Linked DNA regions of Homo sapiens: region 1 is linked to region 2. Evidence: chromatin contacts called from ENCODE Hi-C or POLR2A ChIA-PET data. All regions are on one chromosome and are shown on one strand. Each heading gives the region's core, a stretch centred on a gene start or an enhancer-like site at or near the end of the contact. The rest is flanking DNA. Distances are from core to core; before and after follow the strand shown.

What was found. A loop is a pair of places that touch in the nucleus more often than their neighbours do. ChIA-PET counts read pairs that join two places held with the same protein, here RNA polymerase II (POLR2A). Pooled maps may share reads with other maps.
Region 1: a loop to region 2 is called in a map with no recorded cell type, with 3 times the contacts of the local background. The contact joins the promoter of LINC02446 here to the promoter of KLRC4-KLRK1 in region 2. A Hi-C loop is called at or near these places in 6 of 37 single-sample maps with no recorded cell type and 4 of 50 pooled maps. POLR2A ChIA-PET finds 5 or more read pairs at or near these places in 6 of 52 experiments (CD8-positive, alpha-beta T cell, activated CD8-positive, alpha-beta T cell, activated CD8-positive, alpha-beta memory T cell and 2 more).

The regions. Positions count from the first base shown.
Region 1 is chr12:10,550,536-10,556,889 of GRCh38, reverse strand. It overlaps LINC02446 (long intergenic non-protein coding RNA 2446), which reads right to left and starts at 3,511. Exons shown (of 3, transcript NR_146456.1): 1 at 3,374-3,511. LOC105369658 (a long non-coding RNA gene) reads left to right here and starts at 5,960. Exons shown (of 3, transcript XR_001749004.1): 1 at 5,960-6,110; 2 at 6,243-6,354. It also overlaps the pseudogene SLC25A39P2.
Region 2 is chr12:10,408,529-10,414,852 of GRCh38, reverse strand. KLRC4-KLRK1 (KLRC4-KLRK1 readthrough) reads left to right here and starts at 4,707. Exons shown (of 13, transcript NM_001199805.1): 1 at 4,707-4,754; 2 at 5,843-5,941. It overlaps KLRC4 (killer cell lectin like receptor C4), which reads left to right and starts at 5,096. Exons shown (of 4, transcript NM_013431.2): 1 at 5,096-5,464; 2 at 5,843-5,941. The coding sequence starts at 5,278. KLRC3 (killer cell lectin like receptor C3) reads left to right here. Exons shown (of 7, transcript NM_002261.3): 7 at 2,237-2,538. The coding sequence ends at 2,281.

The sequences.
Region 1 (6,354 bases), core at 2,262-4,761, 140 kb before region 2:
TTGTAATCTCCAATCAAAGATGATGTAGAATTGATCTATGATACAAATATACAGGTGTTTTTGTTTGTTTTTATCTCAGAATCACCAAGAGTTAAAATATCTTTTTTTTTTTTTTGCTTTAAGGTGCTATATTTTATTGAACACATTTCTGGAGTTTCTCTACAATGTTCTCCAGTTATTGTGTGCTCTTCTTTATGTGTCTACCTGATAATACATATGACACATGAAATTTTACAAATGTGTTTGTCCAATATTCTCAAAGGCATGACAACATGCAGATTAAATATCTGGAAGCCAAAATGAAATATTTTTAGAAATTGTTACATAAAAGCACAAAGAAGACAAATTACACCATTTGTAATTACTTAAAAATTCTTTTAAAGAGTACTTAAAATACTTTTAAATACCCTTCCAGTCATTTTTAAATTTAAAAAAGTTTGTTTAATTAAACAAACAATTGCTTCTTAAAATACATTATAGATTCTATACGAAAAATTGCAGGTAATTATACAGGAAAAAGTTTTTTTTTAATCCAAAATGTTATATGTAACCAAGAAATAGTCATTGTGATTATACAATCTATTAATGTATTATAGTTGGATATATATACAGATGAATAAGTAGAATATTAGGACAGAAAAGCATTTAGTAAAATAGGATTATACTATACATATTGTGCTTTAATTGTAAAAAAACTATTAAATTTTACATTAGCAGGATCTAGTAGAAAATAAGGCAGAAAATTAAACTAAATGAATTAATATTTAGAATTAATGTTTCTTTAACATAAGACACTATTTCCTAAGTTTTCCCTTTTAAGATTAAGAGAAATACTATTTTTATAAAGATTTTGAAGTCACTAGACTTTTATTCTTTTAAAAATATGTTTTACTTGTAGTAAAGATTGTTTCTCTGGTATGAAAATGTGAAGACTTCGATATTTTCATGTCTCTTTCCTCAATGTCCAAATTTATTAATTTTATCATTATTTTTATTGTCTTTATGTGGATATTCATATAAAATTAGTCATTTTCAGATTAATAGTATCAATTGTATTTAAATCAATTTAAGATCATCACTATTAATTTTCTATGCCTGATTTTATTTTGATTCAATTTTTAAGTTAAAAGGTGTCATGGATTCTTCTTATTTTATAAGCATATGAAATAAAATTATATAAAGTATAGCCTACAATTCACTTAGTAGAGTGCCCTCATTGAAAATCATCCAGAAATATATTTTTACAAAGGACTTTATTCCAGCAAAGCAATATTATAATGCTAACTCAAAAATAATGTATTAACAGAAACTGAACCAGTTGAGTTAAAAAAAAAAACATCTTGTACGGACTTGTGCTTAGAAAACAAAAAGCCACAGAGATAATCGCTCTCACCTGACAACAAGAAAAATTCAGATAATGTATAAAAGTATAACTTTATCTGAGGACATCAGAGTGCTGAGGTCACAAGGCAACCACTTAAATTGAACTCCAAGCGGGACATGCACCGCTAAGGAGAGATGGGACTCATAGACGGTTTCATTTTTGGCAGAGCATAAGAGGAAAAGATGGCAGCCATAAAAGTAAAATAAAAACACTAAATTTTGAACAAAGTCTTAAGCTCAGTTGGGCTTTCATGTGTCACTGAGAGTCCTAGCTGCAAGGGGAGTCTCCAGGTCTTTTCCACAGGCCTCAAGTGGGAGCTCATTAGAAGGCCTGGGGCAGGGCAGAGCCAGAGAAAGCCCCTTAGCCATGGCGACGTCTAGGCATGAAACCTCAGCATTTCCCAGTGCCTTTTCTCACTTGAAGCAAAACCTTTAAGATACTTAGGGAGGGCCAACAAACCCTCCTGCTCCCAGGAATCAGGCAAAGTTTGAGTGCTTTTAGAGAAGCAGTATAAGCAAAAGTTCTCTGCCCTTGGGGGAGGGGTAGGATAAACCTCTCTCTTTCTCCTGGTCTTACAGAACGTAACGTGATGCAAAAAGAAAGCTAAAAGCAAAATTTCTTTGTAGCAGAGAAAAGAGAAGGAAACCACCATACCTCCCACCACAAGCCTTGCACCAAGCAACACACAACAACAGTCTACTGCTTGAAGAGGGGCAGAAAACTCCCCCATTACTGATCCTAGTCAAAAACATTCTGCTGTTGAAGGAAGGGGAGAAGAAAAAAGATGTTCAAACAGAGAGGAGCAGGAAACCCTCTGGGGTCAAGGATCCCACAGTGACACAAGGCAGAGATCTGCTATGCCAGCAGAGGAGAAATTCTTTCCTGCCCAAGACTCCCCATAGATACAAGAAGAGCTTGGTTGCTGAGGAGGACGATGAGGAATGCTGAGGAAACCACACTCCTGAGGCCAAGGTACATAGGGCCTTGCCCAAGACTGAGAATAGGCCAAGATAAACTAGAATTTCTATTTCTCCCAACACTGTCGTTATTTTCACGTAACAAGCCACAAGAGAGGAGGGGCAACAGTTTAGAGAGAGAACCTCTTCACACTGCAGGTGTGCAGGGCGTGCTGAAATCAGAACAGAACACTAAGAAAAACCTCCCGCTCCCCAGACCCTGCACGAAGTGTAAGGTAGTGGCAGTACATCACTGGGAGCATTTGAAGTCTGTGGTGTACTAAAGGTGACCACAGGAACAATGAAACATAAACTAGCTCAACACTTCAACTTTACAGATTTACAGAAGAGGTATCGCCATGCTGGCCTGACATACAGTGTTTGCCATTCAATAGAATTATAAGCGACAAACACACAAAAAGTGAGAAAAGGACCCATTGCCAAAAAAAAATACTAGCTGATAAAACTCAAGATATGTGTGTTCAAGATGTTGAAATTATTGGTGAGAAACTTAAAATAATTTTTTAATATGTCAAAGAAACAGTGGAAATTTTAAAAACATGCATTGATATATGATGAAATTTTTCAGAGATGAAAACTATATTTTTAAAAAGAGTCAAGTGGAAATGCCAAGGATAAAACTATGATATCAGAAATAAAGAATTCCTTCCATGCACTTCTTAGAAAACTGAACACAGGATAGGGAAAGAAAAATCAAGTGAACTTGAAGATAGATGAACAGAAATTATCCCAACTAAACTACCAAAAATAAGAAAAGAGTAAAAAAATAACATAACAGGTCATCCAAGAGTTTAGAGACAATACGAATTATAATTTCACATCTGAAACTTTGCAGATCAGATGATAAAGTGGCATTTTTGTTATACTGAAAGAAAATTCTGTCAATCACTACAACAGAGATAAAGAATATTACATAATGTTGATGAGATCAAAAGCAATAAGCTGACATACAACTCTAAATGTATATATACCTAATAACAGATCTGAAGATACATAGAACCAAAACTGTTACCTGTTACTGGTGGAGGGTGTCCAGATTCTTGGCATTTTGAACAAACAATTGGATGAAATGCACAAACAAAACAATGAAAAAAAAAGCACAGATTTATGGAAACAAATGTACACTCCACAGAGTGAGAGTGGGCCAAGCAAGCAGCTCAAGAGGCTGGTTATAGAATTTTCTGGAGTTTAAATACCGTCTAGAGGTTTCCAATTGGTTACTTGGTTTACACCTTATGTAAATGAAGTAGTGGCCTGTGATCAGTCTAATTGGTTGCAGAAGGTGACCAATAGGAGGCTGAAGTAAAGTTACAAGGTTACACATGAAGACTTGGCCTGTGATCAGTCTGATTGGTTTCAGGAGGGAACCAATGAAAGATACTTTCATTTTTCGTCTTCAATGCAGAAAAGGGGTGGGGGATGTTGCAAAGGGAGTAGCCCCTGATCTTTTTGTTACTTGGGTATAGAGAGGTGGGGTTTTCCTTTTGATTCAGTTCTAGGAAGTCAGCGTGAATCAATCTTAGGTTCCCTGTCTCCTGACCATGTTCTCCTGCATCAAAACTGCCAAGACTGAAAGAAGAAATAGGCAAATCCTCAGTTATAGTCAAACATGTCAACACACCTCTCTCAGTGGTTACTGGAATATTTAGAAAAAAATCAGTAAGGACATAAAAAGTCTGGAAGAGCACCATCAACCAAATTGAAATAACTGGCATATATAGAATACCCCACTCAACAATAGAAAAAAATACTCAACTGCACACAGAACTGTCACCAGGATACACCATATTTTGGGCCAAAAGAGCCCATATGTTTAAAATGAATTATACATAGCATGTTCTCTGACCACAAATAAATCTAAAAATTCAATAGCAGAAAGATATTTGGAACATTCCCAAATATGGTAAAATTTTAAAATGCACTTATAAATAACACATAGGTGAAAGAAGAATTGTAGTCGAAATTAGCAAATATTTTGAACTGAATGAAAATAAACGTGCAACATAGCAAAATTTCTGCTACTATTGGAGTACTGCTTGGAGGGAAGTTATAAAATGCTATTTAGAAAAGAGAGGTCTAAAATCAGTTATCCAAGATTCCAACTTTGGAATTTAAAAAATAAGGAAAATTAATTCCAAATCCAACAGAAGAAAGGAAATAATAAAGATAAGGGCAGAAATCCATGAAATAGAAAATAGAAAGGCAATAGAGAAAAATAAACCAAAAGCTGATTCTTTTAACATGTCAACAAAATGGATTATTCCCCAAAACTGTAAGAAGACACCAATTACCAATATCAGGAATAAAAGTAGGAAAAGTAATACAGATGCTACAGATATTTAAAGGATAAGTGAATATTAAGTATTTTTCTGCTCATTAATTCAATAACATGTAAAGTGTACAAATTTCTTGAAAGACACAATTCCACAGTCCACTTAAGAGGGAATAGTTAACCTAACTAGCTCTATATCTATTAAACTAATTCAATTTGCAGTTAAAAAACCTTTCCACAAAGAAAACCCACACTTTCGTGGTAAATTCTACCAAACATATAAGGACAATGTAACACCTATCCCACTTAAACCCTTCCAGAAATTAGATGAGGAAGGAGCATTTCCCAACTCATTTGATGAGACCAGAATTACTCTAATATAAAAATTAGGCATGTTGAGGAAAGAAAACTGCAGACGAATATCCTCCCTGAATAGAAATAATCTTTTTAAACAAAATATCAGCAAATCAAATTCAGCAATGCTCTCAGAGTGGGCTTTGTCAGGAGGCGAGCATGCGCAGACCCTGCAGTGAGCCCGAGCGCGCCGCCGCGCCAGCCAGGCCTAGAGGCAGGATTGAAGCCAGGAGGCGGTTGAGCAGGACCTGAGGGCGTTAGCCTCCTCCAACAAGTGGTGGCCTCGGGCAGCCGTCACCTCCATCTCCAGGACACCCCTGGACGTGGTGAAGGTCCGCCTGCGCTCTCAGCGCCCTGCTGGGACTGAAGCCTCACTCCAGACTCTGGACCTCTCCTAAGCCGAATCGCCCTCCTCCCTCCGAGCCACGGGGCAGGGCCTCCTGTGCCGCAGTGGTGTCCTGGAGCCCCTGCACCTGTCTCCAAATGGTATCCGCTGTGCCGCCAGGACGCGCTTCACTGGCAGCATGGGTGCCTTTGTGAAGATTGTGAGGCGCTAGGATAACTGGGTGATGAACCTGCCAGCCACCACCGTCTACTTCACTGGCTTACGACAAACTCCAGGCCGTCCTGTGTGACAGAGCCCTGACCTCTGATCTCTACGCACTATTGTGATGAGGCTCAATCTTTTTTTTTTTTTTTTTTTTTTTTTTTTGAGACGGAGTCTCGCTCTGTCGCCCAGGCCGGACTGCGGACTGCAGTGGCGCGATCTCGGCTCACTGCAAGCTCCGCCTCCCGGGTTCACGCCATTCTCCTGCCTCAGCCTCCCGAGTAGCTGGGACTACAGGCGCCCGCCACCGCGCCCGGCTAATTTTTTGTATTTTTAGTAGAGACGGGGTTTCACCTTGTTAGCCAGGATGGTCTCGATCTCCTGACCTCATGATCCACCCGCCTCGGCCTCCCAAAGTGCTGGGATTACAGGCGTGAGCCACCGCGCCCGGCCGAGGCTCAATCTTTGTTTCACTTTATTTCTCAGAAGAGAATGACAAGAAGGTATCTCCTGTGGAATATGCACTTATCACTCCTAATTCACTGAGACGCAGTAGACCCGAATGATCTAAAGAAGGTATAAATTTGGATATGTTTTAGGCTTTGTAAGATCTTTATTTTGGGGTTTCTATTCACATAACTCTTGTCAAAATAATGTATTATTCGACTCCTTGTTTGATTTGAAAAATCCTCTGATGTTTTTCTCCAGAGTTTACTTTTGGAAGATTATGAGAAGAGGAAAGTAAGAGTGAAAGCAATAGTGTTATGTGACTTGATCTCCATTTGAAATCCTCTCCTCGTCTGACTAGTTTGTTTTCCAG
Region 2 (6,324 bases), core at 3,458-5,957:
ATCTATCATTTCAAACAGATTTTTCTGGATTTTCTATATAAACAGCAATTTTATTTTCTTTTCTTTTTCTTTTTTTTTCTTTTTTTATTATTATTATACTTTAAGTTTTAGGGTACATGTGCACAATGTGCAGGTTTGTTACATATGTATACATGTGCCATGTTGGTGTGCTGCACCCATTAACTCGTCATTTAGCATTAGGTATATCTCCTAATGCTATCCCTCCCCCCTCCCCCCACCCCACAACAGTCCCCTGTGTGTGATGTTCCCCTGCCTGTGTCCTGCAAATAATCACACTTTTATTTTTTCTATCCATGTGCCACAACTTATTTTTTCTTCATTTATTTTCTCTGGCTAGTACTTTATATCCAGAGTTGAATAGAAGGTACAATCAAATTTTACATGTATCATATGTATCATTTTCTGGTTTTGGCAAAAAATAATTCAACATATTATTCATATTTACAAAGTTTGGTGTTTTTTTCATCATATCTTTCTTATATTGAAGTGGTTTTATAATATTCCTTTTTTCAATAGATGTTATCAATTGTAACATTTTTATTTTTTATTACTTAGAATGATATATGTTTTCTTTATACAACATTTTATAAAATAATTTTATTTTTGTCAAATGTTAAACTAGGCTTTGTTTCCGAAACAAATCCATGCTGATCATTGTATATTGCCCCTTATAAAATATCAGTGCACATACTACTATATCTAGGGTAAGATATGTTTCTTCATCTATGTTCACAAGGATATTTGACCACGTTTTTATTTGTAGCTATGTACTTGAAAAAGTTTTGGTCTCAAGGCTATCTTGGGAAGATTTTCTGTTTCTCTATAACCTGGAAGCATTTGTTAAGAGTACTGCTTTAGCCATAAAAAAGGATGAGTTCATGTCCTCTGCAGGGACATGGATGAAGCTGGAAACCATCATTCTCAGCAAACTATCACAAGGACAGAAAACCAAACACCGCATGTTCTCACTCATAGGTGGGAATTGAACAATGAGAACACATGGACACAGGGAGGAGAACATCACACACCGGGGCCTGTCGGGGGGTGGGGGGTTGGGGGAGGGATAGCATTAGGAGAAATACCTAATGTAAATGATGAGTTGATGGGTGCAGCACACCAACATGGCACATCTATGCCTATGTAACAAACCTGCACGTTGTGCACATATACCCTAGAACTTAAAATATAATAATAATAATAAAGAGTACCGCTTTATTTTTAAATGTTATCATTCACTAGTTATGCCATCTGAGTTTGCAGGCTATTTTTGTAGAAAAGTTTATGGCTAAACTGAATTTCTTCAATACATGTAGGGTTTACTCAGATTTCTATTTGAGGTACTATATTTTGGTAATGAGCATTTCCCAGGAATTTTCTATTTCATATGGACATTAAAATGCATTGATAATATAGTTTTATTGCCTGTTTAATAACTGTAAAGACCATAATGGTATTGCCATGTTTAAACTGGGAATAAAATATCTGTGCCTTTTCAAAATCTTCCCTTAGTAGTCCTTTGTGACCATTCATCTTGATAATTTCTTTGGCCCATATGTTATTTTGACATATATTACTGAATTAAAAACCATATAAGGTTCTCAGATTTTTGTTTATTGACTTCTGTTGTAGGTAAAATATAGTTAGAACATTTTCTATTAAACTGGAAATGTTCTTCATCCCTTTATAAATGTGGCTCATGTGGTGAGGTACTGGTTTTAAATGTTATTTATTTTTATTAATTAATGTTAAATTTGAATAGCTACATTTCAACTGTCTCCTAGCCAAGCTTGGCTAGCGGTACTACATTGAAATTGAGTATCCGTGTGAGTATATGTGTGTGAATGCATTCATATGAGTGATGGTTACTTGTCTAGTTTAAATCTTTCTATAGGCTCACTGGCCTGTCTTGTATTAAGCATCAAGAGAAGAGTCTTTAAAAATCCCATTTATGATTGTTTACTTGTTCACTTTATTCAACTATATGTTGAACTTGTATCATTAGGTATATGCAATGATAAAAAATATATTACTAATGGTTTGGAAAATTAATTTATCATTATGAAGTATATTTCCCCAATTTCAGTAAATTTCATCTCGGCTCACTGCAGCCTCGACCTCACCTCCAAGGCTCAAGCGATCCTCCCACCTCAGCAACCAGAGTAGCTGGCTACAGGCCAATACCATCATGCTGGCTAATTTTCGTATTTTTTTGTAGAGACGGGGTTTCATCATGTTGACCAGGCTGGTCTTGAACTCCTGAGCTCAAGAAATCAACACATCTTGGCCTCCCAAGTTGCTGGGATTACTGACACAAGCCACCGCCCCTGAGTGCTCATGTACCATTTAGCTTGTGTTTTAAAAATCTACTTTTTCTGCCCTCCCTATTTTTAACTAGATGATGTTTTAAAAATTACTTTTCCCTCTCTATATAGTTTGATTTAAGCATTAGTCATTTACAACAAATATTAATATTAAAATGCAGACCGTTATGATTGGAAAATAAATCAATGAACAATATAATGAGTGGTTTTTATATATTTCAATCTCTGGCGTGGTGATATAGTACAATATTTTTTAATTATTTATTCTTCCCAGAGACATATATTTCAATGAGAGTTATCTGATTAATTTATTTTTAAAAAACTGAATGAGAGAATTTTAAGAACTATCAAGAAAGTAAGTTGGGAATTTAACTTTGAGAATTGATGTCAATTACAATGAAGTGGAAATGTATTTTCTCAGAATAATTAGTGACAAATACATTAAATTCCTATTGGTAAGATTATTATTTTAAAAATTTATCGTCATATTAGCAGTGATATTATAGGGGTATATGATAAAGAAGTACGTAATCCCAAGTTTTAGCCACCCTGTGTAAATGTAGAAGTTAAACATGTAAGAGACTCTGAAAAAGGTATAAGATTTTAGTGTTTGTGATTGAGATGGAAACAACTGCATGGGTAGTAGTCTTTGTTCTCCCCAAATCTTGTTTACTATAAAAATAATTTCTAAAAGTCACTTGAAAATGGACAAACTAAATGACACCCTAGCAGCTCAGTCTCTTATATTCTGAGGTGTATGATGAGATAAACTGATTCAAAATGGCCCTAGTGTGAAAACTTCCTGTTCAAATCCGAAGTGATACATTGATGAGGAATCTGCTTTTTGCACTCTTGCCTCACTCTGAGCTTTCACAGGGCAGTCTGTGAAGATCAGAGATATCTGTTTTTTGTTTTTTGTTTTTTTCTGAGACAGAGTCTCGCTCTGTCGCCCAGGCTGGAGTGCAGTGGCTCCCGATCTCAGCTCACTGCAAGCTACGCCTCCCGGGTTCAACCGTTCTCCTGCCTCAGCCTCCCAAGCAGCTACAGGCGCCCGCCACCACACCCGGCTAAGTTTTTGTATTTTTAGTAGAGACGGGGTTTCACCGGATCACAGATGTCTTTTGTGTCGTTAAGAGGTAACCTGACCTCTCCACTAAGGGGCGTGTGACTTTCTGATGACAGAAGGTATGTGTTGCTAGTCTCCTGTTTCTCTACTAGCTCATCTCCTTTAGTAGAAAATTGTAAATATTAAATGTGATGCAACAAGGTAAAGTTAATACAGAATAAAATCAAAGTAGAACTGTCTGTACATGAATAATTCAGGGTGAAAAGCAACCCAAAATATAATATATGTTTGAGGATTTCTTAAAGTATTTACATTATTGCCTGTGGAGAATTAGTCAAGCACATGCATACATCATAATAGGTTTGTTAATCAATATAATTTAGAGTGAAACCGATAAATATCACGACAATGAAGAATTAATTTGAAATTTTATAATCATTATAGATGTAATAATACTTTATATTTAGCCCAGACTTTAAAAATGCATTTTTAATGGATACATCAAATTGTGAATGTCAAACATAATTTCTCATACACATACTTATATTTAATTGAAGCAGATTTTATTTTTTTAAGAATGTAATAATGAAGTAGTTTCCATAAAATGCAAATCTAAACTTAATTATAAATAATAGGACGACCTAAAAAAAATTGAGCCAAACAAACATTGCAAAAAAGATGTACTACACTGACATGAGACTCCTACCTCATTAGTTATTTTACACACTCAGTATGAATTAGAAATAATAAAATGGCAATTGTGTTAAAAATAATTAAAATATCTAATATGTATTGAGGACTAATGTGTGCCAGGTTGTATGTTAAGGGTTTTATATACATTATACTTCATAAATTATTTTCCCCAATCTAGATTAGTAAACTGGTGTTGTAGACACCAAGTAACTTTGTAAAGGTCATGCATTATGAGTTTCAAAGCTGTAATTAATTTTAGGTCTCACTGGCTACAGAGCTCATTGACTAGATTATTAAATTATATTTTCTGATTTATTACAATTACTTACACAACCAAAGTGACCCTCGCTGCCTTTTAAAACAACCACAGGGTCTTTCTGAAAGTTTGAACTTAAAGTGTTCTTTCATAGATGGTCCAAACTTATATTTATCATTTTCAGTTTTCCTATTTTAGTCATTAAATCAATTACCAATCAATTCTGTAAAATAAAGAGTTAAATCTTTTTCAGTAGTATTTAGTTTATGCATAAGTTAATGTAATGTTTTACAAGGTATAAAATATTTCTTTAAAATTTTAACAATTTTTCTGTTTTCCTCAATCATTCAGAATAAAAAACATTTGCCAAGACCTCATGCCCTTTTAGTAAACGAATGTAAGTCACTAACTTAATGTATTTTAGTATTAAAAGTTGTTCTATATGCCAACAAATTATTCCTCCATCTTTAGCGCTCAATCCTTACATTAATGAATTTTAAAATTGTCATACAATTAGTGCATTTTATTTTCAAATTTCAATTTTAGTTTTTTACACAGGTATTCTATTGGTGATAAAATATTTCTGTAGAATCTGATTTTAAATTAATAAAGATATTTATATTCAGTTACTTCTTAGTTTTCACAAATGTATTGTTTTTTATTGTTCCCATTAATAATATTATGTCAAATATAGAAGGCCTTTTAAAAAGTGACCTATTGTTTAAAGAGATTTCAGTTTAAAACTTTAGGAAATTAGTACCAGACTTTTATATTGGTCAACAGCAAAATGAACATTACTACTCAGCCTCCAACACATGCAGTTTGCCTATACCAGGGATCCTGTCAAAATATACACCACTTATAGCTTCTTAAGTGCAGTTATCATAGAGCACAGTCCCTGACATCACACAGCTGCAGAGATGAATAAACAAAGAGGAACCTACTCAGAAGTGAGTCTGGCCCAGGACCCAAAGAGGCAGCAAAGGAAACTTAAGGGCAATAAAATCTCCATTTCAGGAACCAAACAGGAAATATTCCAAGTAGAATTAAACCTTCAAAATGCTTCTTCGGATCATCAAGGGAATGACAAGACATATCACTGCAAAGGTAAAACATTAAATAGATCTTCAATATTATTGTTCTAGGATGTGCAGTTGAATGCAGAAAGGTGGGGAAAGATTAGGGAATATTTTGCACTTGTGAGAATCAGAGGTCAAAGTCAGGATCTAATATTCTAATATGAAATCTGAAGCCTGATTTTATTCAGGCATTGTTCAATTGTAATTTGTGATTAACAACTCATGGAGCATTATATTTACTGATAATGAAATGGTATATTCTGAGAGAAAGATTACTAGAGTAGATGTAGATTTAGAGGACAGAGTTTATCATTATGTTTTCCTGTGCACGTGAGTTCTCTTGTACGTAAACCTTCTCATCAACTCTCTATCTCCCCTCTCTCAGTGCCTCTTTCTCTCCCTGCAGGTTTACTGCCACCTCCAGAGAAGCTCACTGCTGAGGTCCTAGGAATCATTTGCATTGTCCTGATGGCCACTGTGTTAAAAACAATAGTTCTTATTCCTTGTAAGCATATTCTTGAAAGATTATAAGGGAACTTTTCACTATAATGATTGGAAGCGCCTTGAAACATTTCATAATAATGAGGATTAGAATTCTCTGTTTAATGTATATCTCTGAACCCCAAGATAATATGCTGCTTCTGAACTTTTCAAATTTATAAATAACAGAATAATTGTAGAAAACATTTATTTTTTTGTGTGTACTAAATATATATGTATATATGATACACACACAGAGAGATGTATTCTGATTTCATGACTCAAAGACATGTTTTAAGAGAAAAAATATTTAGAAAAACAAATTAATTTTTGAAAGTGGTTAGATCAAATACTATAAGAGATGGTGAAGTTTTATGCTAATGGCTTTAAAAATATTTGTTTTAAAGA